Linked DNA regions of Mus musculus: region 1 is linked to region 2. The links are chromatin loops, found by intact Hi-C in ENCODE. Cell type or tissue: gastrocnemius. All regions are shown on one strand. Links, peaks and the distances in the headings refer to the core of each region. The heading gives the core; the rest is flanking DNA.

Region 1 (5,329 bases), core at 330-5,329, 400 kb before region 2:
AACCTGTGATTATAACCATATTTGGAAAAAAGGGGTATTTACATAGATATTTTTTTCTTCTCCTCTCCCCTCCCTTTTCCTTCATTCTCTCTTTTGTTTTTTTGAGATAGGGTCTTATATTGTAGCCCGTGCTGACCTGGAACTCACTGTGTAGTCCATTACATTCATGACAACTGTCTGCATGTTGCTATGACAGGCATAAGCTACCCTGCCTGGCTCTGTAGATGTCACTTAACAAAGGATCCCAAGATGAAGTATGAACGGGGCGTCTAAAACCAATATCAAATGTCCCCGGAGGAGAAAGAAGACACAGGAAGAGGGAGAATGTCAAGAGGAGTCAAAGACTGCAATTATGCAGCCAAGGATCTGAGAGATACCAGAGGCTGGAAGAACAAGGAGGGCTGACACCCTGAACTGTGGGAGAATACATTTCTGCTGTTTTCAGCTACCAAGTCTGTGGTAATTTGATAGGGCAGCCTTGGCAAACAAGCACAGTTTAGAGACAGAAATGTTTTCTGTGAAATTCCACTGGATCTTGGCATTGTATGGCTTGAACTAGGCATGATTTGGAATTTCCCAACTGCTCACTTCTCAACAGATACCTGACACTGAGGCTCCAGCCATGAGGAACTGCTCTGTGTTTCAAAATAAGAGACTGTGACGTCAAAGCAATTCATTCCTAAGGTCAGATGCAACTCATTTCCCCTGAAAGTTAATATGCTTACCATTTATTTTAAGATGGGGGCAGGGCTATGGGTATAGCTCGGTAAAGTGCATTCTGTCCAACTACCCGGATCTGAATAACAGCCCCAGTATCCTGATGAGAAAGCTGGGCATGGCAGTGCAGACCTCTAACCCCAGAGCTAGGGAGGCAGAGGCAGGAGGATCCATAGGGCTCACTGGCCAGCCATCCTGCTCTACTTTGTAAATTCCAGGCTAACAAGGGACCTCCATCTTTAAACAAAACAAAACAAAACAAAAAACAACAACAAAAAAAACCCCAAGATGGACGGTTCCTGAGGAACGATACTTGAGGCTGACTTCTGATCTCTGCACACACACACATACCTGCATGCATACCTGTGTACACAAATGTGTCCACACACACAAACATGTGCACATACTTTGTTTGTTTGTTTGTTGAGACAGGGTTTCTCTTTGTAATCCTGGCTGTCCTGGAATTCACTCTGCAGACCAGTCTGGCGTTGAACACAGAGATCTACCTGCCTCTGCCTCCAAGTGCTGGGATTAAAGGCATGTGCCATCATGCCCAGATACACATAATTCTTAAATAGTGCTAGGGATTGAACCCAAGGCCTTGTGAATATTCGGCATCTACTCAACCATTGAGCTATATATACATCTTCCCACTCAGTAAAAGATTTTAAATCCATCTATTATATGTTGGAGTCTTCATGGGCACAGATACTGGCCCACCTACCACCCCCCTCAGTGACACCAGTACTATTCAGCGCATGGACAGACAGTGGGGAGCTGACCTGCTCAGTGACAAAGCTAGAAGGTGGCAGTCAGAATCCCAAACTGCCTGCTTCCTGTTGTGTCTGCCTCTCTGAACACTGTGTTCTTTCAGCTATAACAGTCCAGGTGGTGGAGAAATTCACACTCTATGGGGACGGGGGAATCAATATTCTGCAAAATGACTCAGTGCTACTTATAGAAGCAATGGCTGTAGCTGCTATTATGGTCAAAGAAGTCTTCAGGGAAGGGAGGGCATTTGAGCTGTACCTTCATATTCATTTCTCTATTATCTGCAAGCAATGCGGATCCAGGGACGAATCAGACAAGGTCTTTTGGTTGAGGAATTCACATATGAGTGTTTGAATTCGGGGAGGCTGTGTGTGTTAAATGACTATTAAAAGACAAAGTGGAGGCTGCTGTGGTGGCACACTCCTGTAGTCCCAGCACCTGGGGAGCTGAGGTAGATTGAGCTACATGGTGAGTGGCAGGTCAGCCAAATCTCGCCCCTCCCCCCGCCCCGCCCCCGCGCAAAGCAAGTAAACAAACAAAGACAACACAATAGAATAAGCAGGTCTGTGGTAAAGGCAAGTTTCCTAATTCGGAGTTTCAGAGAAGTCTTTTGGAAGGACTCCTGCCCCAGCTGAAATACGATGGCTAAGCAAGCGTTAGTCACAAGCAGTAAAGGCTTTCTAGGCAGAGCATAAGCATCCCACCAGCAGAGGTGAGACAGTCTCTTGGCTGGCTGGCACACTTTGTGGCTAAGCTTACTAGTTATAGAAGCTAGAAGGGGCGTGGACTTGCAGGTCTGAGTGGATCACTGAAGAGCTGGTGGACTGCCCGATGGATCTTTGGTCTCAGTGATCGCGGCTCGGTGGCGGCTCCCCCTCTCAGTCATAAAGCGTGGCTTTTTTTTTTTTTTTTTGTACGTGGATGAGAACACTTCGGGAAGTCAGACCATCCATCCATCCCGACTCAGCTGGTGCCAAGCGGGTCCCCGCCCTCCACTGGAGGCTCTGTTACCATAGCAACTAGGTTAGGGCGGAAGTGGCTTAGAGGACTGACTCTCACTAATCAGGTGACTCTCCAGACTTCTGCACGTGACACGACATACCAGGCGCGCGCTCTACCTAATCAAGAAGCCGTCCCTGTTTCACTGACAACTGACAGCGCTCTAGAGCAATAGCCCACGAGGCTTCCCTAGGAGACCACACCCCTCAATAGGGAAAGGGCCAATTAGGCTGAGGCAAAGAGAAGTTACGCCCCAGGTTTAGCCCGGGTTTGACAGACGCAATTGAGGCCATCCTAGAGTCCCTCCGCCCCTAGCCATTGCGGCCGACGACGGACGGGCCCACTGGCCAATAGCACGTCCCTTGGCCGCCACCGGGTCCCGCCCTCTCAGAAACGGAACCAATGAGCACGCCAGCTCTGGGCCGGGTGGAGGGGTTGCACTGCGGTAATATGGCTCTTCCTTAGCCAGCGGCGGTGGCCAGCGCGGGCGCAGAGCTGCTGGGGCTCTCGGTGCCCGGTTTCTAGGCTGTAGGGGCTCTGCGAATCACAGCTCGGGAGGCAGCGGCCGATGCGGGAGGACTGCCCACCTGGCCGCTCGGCGGCTCAGGGGTCCAGATGAGCTCCTGCGCCTCGCTCGGGGGCCCGGTGCCCCTGCCACCCCCGGGCCCGTCCGCCGCGCTGACGTCCGGTGCCCCCGCGCGGGCCCTGCATGTGGAGCTGCCGTCTCAGCAGGTGAGCCGGCCGCGAGCCGGGGGGCGGAGAAGGTTGGCGGGGCTCGCAGGGCTGAGGAGGGCTGACAGGAGGAGGAGCCCCCTCCCCGGCCGTTCCCGCGCTCAGACCCCCGCATCCCTCCAAGAAGGCGCCGGGGAGCCCTGCCCCGCTGGCCGCCGCCGCGCTTTCCCTTTCGCTCCCCGATCGAGGAGTCGGTTTTCTGCACTTATTCTTAGCGTTTCGGGTGCTTCCTTCCGCTCCTCCTGAGGAAGGTATTTGGGACGTTGGGGTTTCCTTTCCAATCTCAGATCCTCATGGCACACTCCACTCCCTCGGGTGAGTGTCTGGAAGGAGGATTTGAAGTAAATATTCATAGCTTGTATCTCACGTGTGTGTGTGTGTGTGTGTGTGTGTGTGTGTGTGTGTGTGTGTGTGTAATAAGGACAAGAGAACACTGACTTTGGGAATCTGACAAAATTCTTGGCAACACCCGCCTATCAGTACATCTTCCACTGGCCTCCCTCAGTCCCTCGGGGAGACTCTGCAGGAACCTTAGCATTGAAGAGGACCTGGAGAAACTGTCAGTCATGGAGAGGTTACCGAGCTGGGTCTGTGCAAAGTGAGCATTGAATCGTCACAACTCCATGAGATAGCTGGTTTTATTGTCCCGGTTTCTCAGTTCTAGGAACAAGCTTGCTCACTGCCTCTCTGTTAGTGTTTCTGGTGGGGATGGATTTCCAAATACAGAGTCTGACTCCAGCTTGTGCTCAGCAGCAATAGTTTGCTTTAGACTTGAGAGCAGCTGCTCCACCACGGTCCACAGGACGAGCTCCCTCAGACCCTTTCTGTAACTTTCCATCCTTGCAAGAGACAGGAAGGAGCCACTTAGGAGCGCAGAGGCTATGGGAGAGAGGGCCAGGCATAGAGTGCATCGGAATGTAAAGGAAAGAGCAATGTTGCACCCCACCCCCCCAACCCGGTGCCGGATGAGGTGCCGGATGAGTAGGGAAGCAACGTTAACTGCAGAAGCAAGGCTCTGTAGTAGGAGAGAATTTAGCAAATCAGAAGGCATGTGCCCAGGTTTTGTAGTGCCATTGGAGAGGGAGTTTGGAGAATATTAGGAGTTGGAAAGGAATGAGGCTTGTATTGCGTTTCCAGGTCGTGGGAGAGGATGAGAGGGTGGCTGGGAGAGTAGTCTGTGGATTGGGCATTAATGTGAATTTTTGCCTGTGTGGGAGGTGGAGTGTGAGGGCCTGCTGGGAGAAGCAATAGTGAGCACTGTTAGGAGCCGCCTGGAGAAATTGGGCATCTAGATGGGCATAGTTTAGGGAAGCTGTGAGAGCATGGCGGGTTGGAGAAGAGAACAAGGCATGTTTTCCTGACTAGAGCCTGTTCTAGCAATAACGGTTCAAAACTAGAAGAACTAATCCAAGCCAACTGCCGGTTCAACACAGTTCAACTCCATTTGTTAGTGTTGGTCGAGTTTCTAGATTGGCATATAGTGTCCTAAGTGTCAGCTGGGTGCTGCGTGAGGATTTGGCATGCCACTTAAAGTTTTTTCTGGGCGTGTCGTCCTTGGACTGTGAGGCAGCCTATGTAAAAACACATTCCTTCTGTGGTTGATATTAATTCTGCTTTCTAGACCAAATGCACAAGTTTGGGGAAACAAATATTTTTAAAATAGGCGTTTTGTTGATTAACGTATTAACTTACTCTATAATACAAGTTCCAATAGTATTGGCCTCCTTCTACCTTATCTGCTTCTGGAAAAGATTTGGGTTTGCCCAAGAAAGCCCACAAAATTATGTATAAGGTGTATGGTTTGTCTTTTTAAAATTTAATTTATTATTATTATTATTATTATTATTTAATCAGGGTCTCATTATAAGGCCCTTGGGTATCTTGGAACTCACTATATAGACTAGGCTGGCCTTGAACTCATAAACGCTTGCCTATGCCTCCTAAGCTTCTGGGAGTTGTGGTTGGGACTACTGGCATGTGCCTCTGGTTTGCCTTATTTTAATTTATGTACCTAATCCGGAACCTTTTTTTTTTTCCGTGGTTGATGAATAGCTATGGTCTACCCACTCCTCCAGGTTGGTCTCTAACTCAAAGAGGTCTGCTTGCCTCT
Region 2 (5,372 bases), core at 80-5,079:
CCATCTTGTAACGGCGAATGTGGGGGCGGCTTCCCACAACACCGTACCTCTAGCTTCTCATAGCTCAGGACTACAGGGACACTGAACCTAGAGTCGCCATGGGAAACTCCAGACTACCAGTCTCCTAATTGGTAGCTAAAGGACCAGAGTCACATCCTGAGCTGAGGGTCCTCCTATCACTTATTCCAAGACCCAGAAGCCTGAGTCCACTCTGGCAGCCTCTACTCTCTCCTGTGCCTGTGTTGAGCTTCTCAGAAGTAAATTGCTCCAGCCTGTTGCTGTGTCCTGCCTGTTCTATGCAGGGGCAGCTAAATCACCAATTCCCTCCTTGCCTTGTGGCACCAGTCGTCTCACTGCAGGGCTTCTTGGAAAGATCTCAGACCAAGAACATCCCAGCCCCTGGACCTTGCCAGTTCCCTGGCCTCTAGCTGGCTGTAGGTCCCTTATCAGTGTCATCAATGCCCGGGTCTGCCAAGGTGCCTGCCTGCCTCTAAACAATGGGGCTCACAGAAAAGGAGAGAACCTCACTTTTTTAAAAATTATTTTTATTTCTGATTTTGTGTATGTTGGTACATGCTGGTAGTTATGTACATGTGAGTACAGGTGTTCACAGGGCTAGTCATTCCCGAGGTGAAAGCAGTCATGAGCTACTTAATGTGGGTGCTGGGAAGCCAACCTGGGTCCTCTAGGAGAACAATGTAAGTTCTTAACTGATGGGCCATCTTTCCAGCCTCAGACCTCACCTCTTGAAGGCACTCTGCTGCAGGAACCTCGGCTAGCCACCAGAGCTCCATACCATCCCTGTAAACCCCAGGATGACCCACTGAGCTCCGGATCCCTTCAGTCATGTTCCCTGGCTTTGCAGTACTTGGCAGTGTGTGGAGCCCACTTCCATCACACATTGCTTTGTGGTACCAGTGAGATCATGCTCTCCTGGGGGTGAGTCTTCATTTCAGGAAAGCCAAGACAATAATTCCATTCTGATCTCACCAGATTGCCAGAGGCTGCATGGGAACACAGGGGCACAGAGCCTGGCCGGGTAGGCGGTGTCAAGGTGTTCCTAGGACGCTGCTCATCCAACATGGCTGCGCTGAGCCCTGTGACAGTGAATGGGGGTGAACTAGATGTCAGAGCTCTGAGTGCTCTGGCAGAGGAGACAGGTAGGGCACTCAGGTACACAGTGTGTCACAGGCCGAGGAGGACCCAAGGCAGCCCCCACTAAGTCACAGGTGCTGAGCAGCAGTTTGACTGTAGGACAATGCTGTGAGCATATCAGTGATGGGGGGAGACATGGGGACAAGCATGACCAGGCCAGGGGACCTAGGCAGATTTGCATGCTAAGAGGACGTGGGTATCTGTCACGGACCCTCCTGAGAGGCTGAAAACCTATGGGTGACCTGGTCAAGAAAAGATTTTAGCAAAAGAGGTTGATGGCTGGATCAATAGTAAAAATGTCCTCCTGGGGGTGGGGGAAGGACTTTGATTAACAGTTATGGAAAAGACCTACAGTTGGGGGAGAGGTGTGTAGGAAGTTCTGTCCTAGCCTGGCAGATGGTGAGGAAAGGAATGGAGAGATGGTGGCAAACCGACTTAGGAGGAAGGGACTGGGTGATAGAGGAGCTCCCTGTCTGGTACACTAGAACCTTCCTATTCTACTAACCTATCCAGTAACTCAGGCCAGCCCCTTCCTCTCTGGACCTTGTTTCCCCATCTGGGAAATAGGAGCTAGGGCCAGAAGAGCCCAGAGGCCCAGCCCCAAGCTCATACCACTGTCCTCAAGAGGCTTTAAAGTACTGGCCTTTCATGCTTCAGGAGTGGGGGCATTCACCTCCCCCTGGTCCCCACAATCCATCCTTTCTCAAAGTACGGGCTCTGGAGTTAGAGGGCCTCACCCACCCTCAGGTGAGGGCAGGTAACCTAGTCCAGTAGACTGCATGTACAGAGCTACAGCGCCACCTACTGCCCATCTGGAAAAGCCCACCAGGTTCAGGCTTTTGGACCCAAATCCCTGTGGACTGAAGCACATCTGGCCCCTCCTCAGCCCAGGCCTCTAGGAGGACTCTGAGCACATCAGCTCTTTCCAGGAGCACACGGTGTGGGAAAGCATCACCTCCCCTTGCTTCCTCCAGGGATGAGCCTCCATTCTGTTCAGTTCATTCTCTCTGGCCCCACAGCCAGTCTATGTGGAAAAGCCCACTCCTTCTCTGATTTCCCACTGCTGCTACCTTGGCCCCAGGCACTGGGTCTCATTCTTGTCAAGTGAAGACTGGAGAGCCCAGCTTCTCTAGTAGTTTTTCCAAGGCCACAAACTGGTCGGCTCTTTCCAGCGTGCTGCCCTCCAAACTCAGTATTTCAATGATGCACAGTGACACACATCTGTCAGAGGCCACCTCTTGGTCTTTGCATATGCTGCCCTTTGAATTCTTTGTCTTTCAAAACTTTCCTTAACTGTTTTCAAAAAAGCCTACCCACCCATTGGGCCTGCACACCCCACACTGTGCAGTATGGATACCAGGGCTTCTGGTGGTCGGGACAGAAGGTGCACTGAAAAGCTGCCCCCCCCCCACACACACACATCCCTACAAGCCCAAGAACATCTACTGGCTGCTTCAGGGGCTGGAGGAGAGGGTGTGGAGGATTCAAGACCTCAGGAAGCACCTTGCACCCTGGTACCCCACTGTCCTCAGTGGGAGATGGGGCGTCTCAGTGGATTGTGGAGGTGACCCTGAGCCCCCCTCCAAGTCTTACTGATCCTCAACCTGGAAGTGAAGAGCCCCCATCCTCATCACATGCCATGCTGACCTGTGCTGACTGACCATGATTGCTTGTGGTGGCAGGGGAGGATTGTGGGGGGGGGGCATTGTGCGGGCAGCCTTTTAGGAAGGCAGGTATGCACTCCTCTGTGTAGGTGGCTGGGCAGAGGCACTTCCACTTGAGTCCAGTTACTGTGCTCACTTCCCAGTTGGGAAACTGAAGCATCCCAAGGCCAGAGAGAAGGGCCTGCTCTATTCACTTCGCCTTTGGCAGCGCTGTAGGCTGAGGGGTAGCTCACACTTAGATGAGCACAACGGATAGCCAATACACACACAAACGCGTGTTCAGCATCTGTAACTGTCAGGAAAATACAGATCAAAACTACAAGGAGAATCCGTCTCACCTCAGGACAGCTATCATCAAGAAAGCAACTAAGAAAGAGCACAGGCATGGGGTGAGAGGAGCTCTTACATCAGAGGTTCTCAACCTGTGGGTCGAGAAGGAGTCACATGTCAATATCCTGTATATCCTGTACATAACGACTCATAACAGCAGCAAAATCACAGTTATGGAGTAGCAACGAAATATTTTATGGCAGGGGTGGGGTCCCCACAACACGAGGGAGTGTATTAAAGGGTCACAGCGTTAGGAAGGTTGGGAACCACTGTATACACTGCTGATGGGATTGTAAATGATTGTAGCCACTACGGAAGTCAGTATGGAGGTTCCTGGAAAAACTAAAAAGAACTGTCATGTGCTCCAGCTGTGCTTCTCCTGGGTAAACACTCAAAGGGACTGAAGGCCAGCATGTAATTAAAATTCCTTCACATCTGTGTTTACAGTGACACTAGTAACAACAAGCAAATCCTGGGGTTGGCCTCTTATAGATGAATGCGTGAAGACACCGTGAGCAGATGAGCACAGGGTTATTCTTGTTCAGTTGTACCTGCAGGAAAAACGATGGACCTGGGAATCATTATGACATGCAGAATAACCAAGCGCAAAGACAAGCACTGTGTCTTCTTTTGTATCCAGGATCTAGAAAATGCAGCATAAATGTAGATGGGGACCATGAGAGAAGAGGGGACGAGCCTGGGGGAGGAGCGTAAGAAAATAGTCAAGAGTGAGGTACCACAGGTGCACACATGAAGTTCATTGTGTCACAATGAACCCATTGCTTTACAGGCCAAGGCCAGCTGCAGTGGAGGCTGTGGAAGTAGCTCTAAGTTCATGAACTGCTTGCTCAGCATGCATGAGGCCCTGGGTTTGATCCCCAGCACCAGGTGAAAGCAGGCATAATGACACAGTCCTGTAATCCTAGCAATCAGGGGGTAGAGACAAGAGGATCAAGAGTTTAAGGTCATCTACAAGTCAGAGGCCAGCCTGGGCTATATGAGACCCCCGTCTCAAAGCTAAATTATAATGAAAGAGAAAAGGTAATCACGGGGGCGGGGGGGTGTGGGGGTGTGGGGACAGTTGCCAACACAGAGATTCCAGGCCATCTCCTAGAGACTAAGACAAGCAGGCAGCCCATGCTCCACATACATGTTGAATGCATTAGGAAGTTCCCTGGGCTGATGAGATGATAAAACTAGACCAGACAGGGTGGGGATGCGAAGGGCTGGGCTTAGAAGGGAAGGGTTTGAATCCAGGAGCAGAGTTCTGCAGCTGGGAAGTTAACCTCTGCGTTCTGGTTTCCTCTTGCCTCAAAGAGAGATGCTGTCCAGCTCCTGTAATATCAGAGATCTGATGAAAGTGCCTTGCAAATTTCTCCCCAACTCTCATTATTATTCCAGTCATTGCTGGTTCTCTATGAGAGAAGCCAGGCTGAGGGTGGGTGATAGGCTCAGCAGTCAGTCCCTCCTGTAACACCACCCTGAGCCAATCTCAGGGAATGAAGATCCCCCTCTTCCTCTGAGCCACACCCACCCCCTTCTCCTCCCCCTTCCCAAATCTGTAGGCTTTCCCTGGGTCTAGGCTGACTTAGTACACGTGCCATTTTCTCACCAGAACGTGTAACTTCTTCCTCCAGGGTACCTCAAAGTCAGCAATGACAGAGGGCCTAGAGGGAGGAGACAGCCCTGAGCTCAAATTTCTCTCAGAGCTGTGGGATCTTGGTCTGTGGATCAACTTCCTGAGCCCTGTAGCTCAGAAATGTGTAAATGAGCTGACATCTGCAAGGGACTGTAACATCTGCCACTGGGTTGGCCCAATCAGGTCAGGCCACCCGGGAGTTTGAGCTTGGGAGACAGGAAGGCATCACAAGAAGTGGATTTGGACTTGGGCATTCACGGGGGTGGGGGTGGGGTAAGGTGGAGTGGAAAGTTTCCTACCCCTCCCCCAAGGTCTGGCCACACTTTGTTGATGTTTATAAACGGGCAGTAAATAATCCTTGCACAGACTGTGTTATTGCTTTTCCTTTAAAAACTGAAGTGAGGTAAATTGCCCTGTGGTCTTTTCTGAAATCAATTAAATCAACACAAAGGGATTTATCAAAACATTGGCAAGCAGACCCATAGGACCAGGGATGGTCGGTGGCTGAGTCCCAGACAGGCAAGAAAGGGGAGGAAAGCAGTTCAGGGCACACTGGAAACCCTTGGATGCTTCTGGAATCTGCT

Evidence for each region. Hi-C counts contacts between places; a loop is a spot of excess contacts. Peaks named below come from ENCODE experiments on the same cell type or tissue, not always from the same donor. Only the 100,000 strongest peaks of a DNase experiment are listed, where the experiment ranks them.
Region 1: it touches region 2 in a loop (2.1-fold over the local background); 6 of 42 quality-filtered maps call a loop at or near these places.

What each region holds. Positions count from the first base shown.
Region 1 is chr7:99,138,724-99,144,052 of GRCm38, reverse strand. Uvrag (UV radiation resistance associated gene) reads left to right here and starts at 2,909. Exons shown (of 15, transcript NM_178635.3): 1 at 2,909-3,219. The coding sequence starts at 3,103. In gastrocnemius, for the core only: no CTCF peak of the experiment used is centred there; DNase peaks (open chromatin) are centred at 1,998 and 2,767; H3K4me3 peaks cover 3,022 bases; H3K27ac peaks cover 3,548 bases.
Region 2 is chr7:98,740,124-98,745,495 of GRCm38, reverse strand. No RefSeq gene overlaps it. Among named protein-coding and RNA genes, the nearest start is that of Gm19656, 16 kb to the right of the region's middle. In gastrocnemius, for the core only: no CTCF peak of the experiment used is centred there; a DNase peak (open chromatin) is centred at 1,955.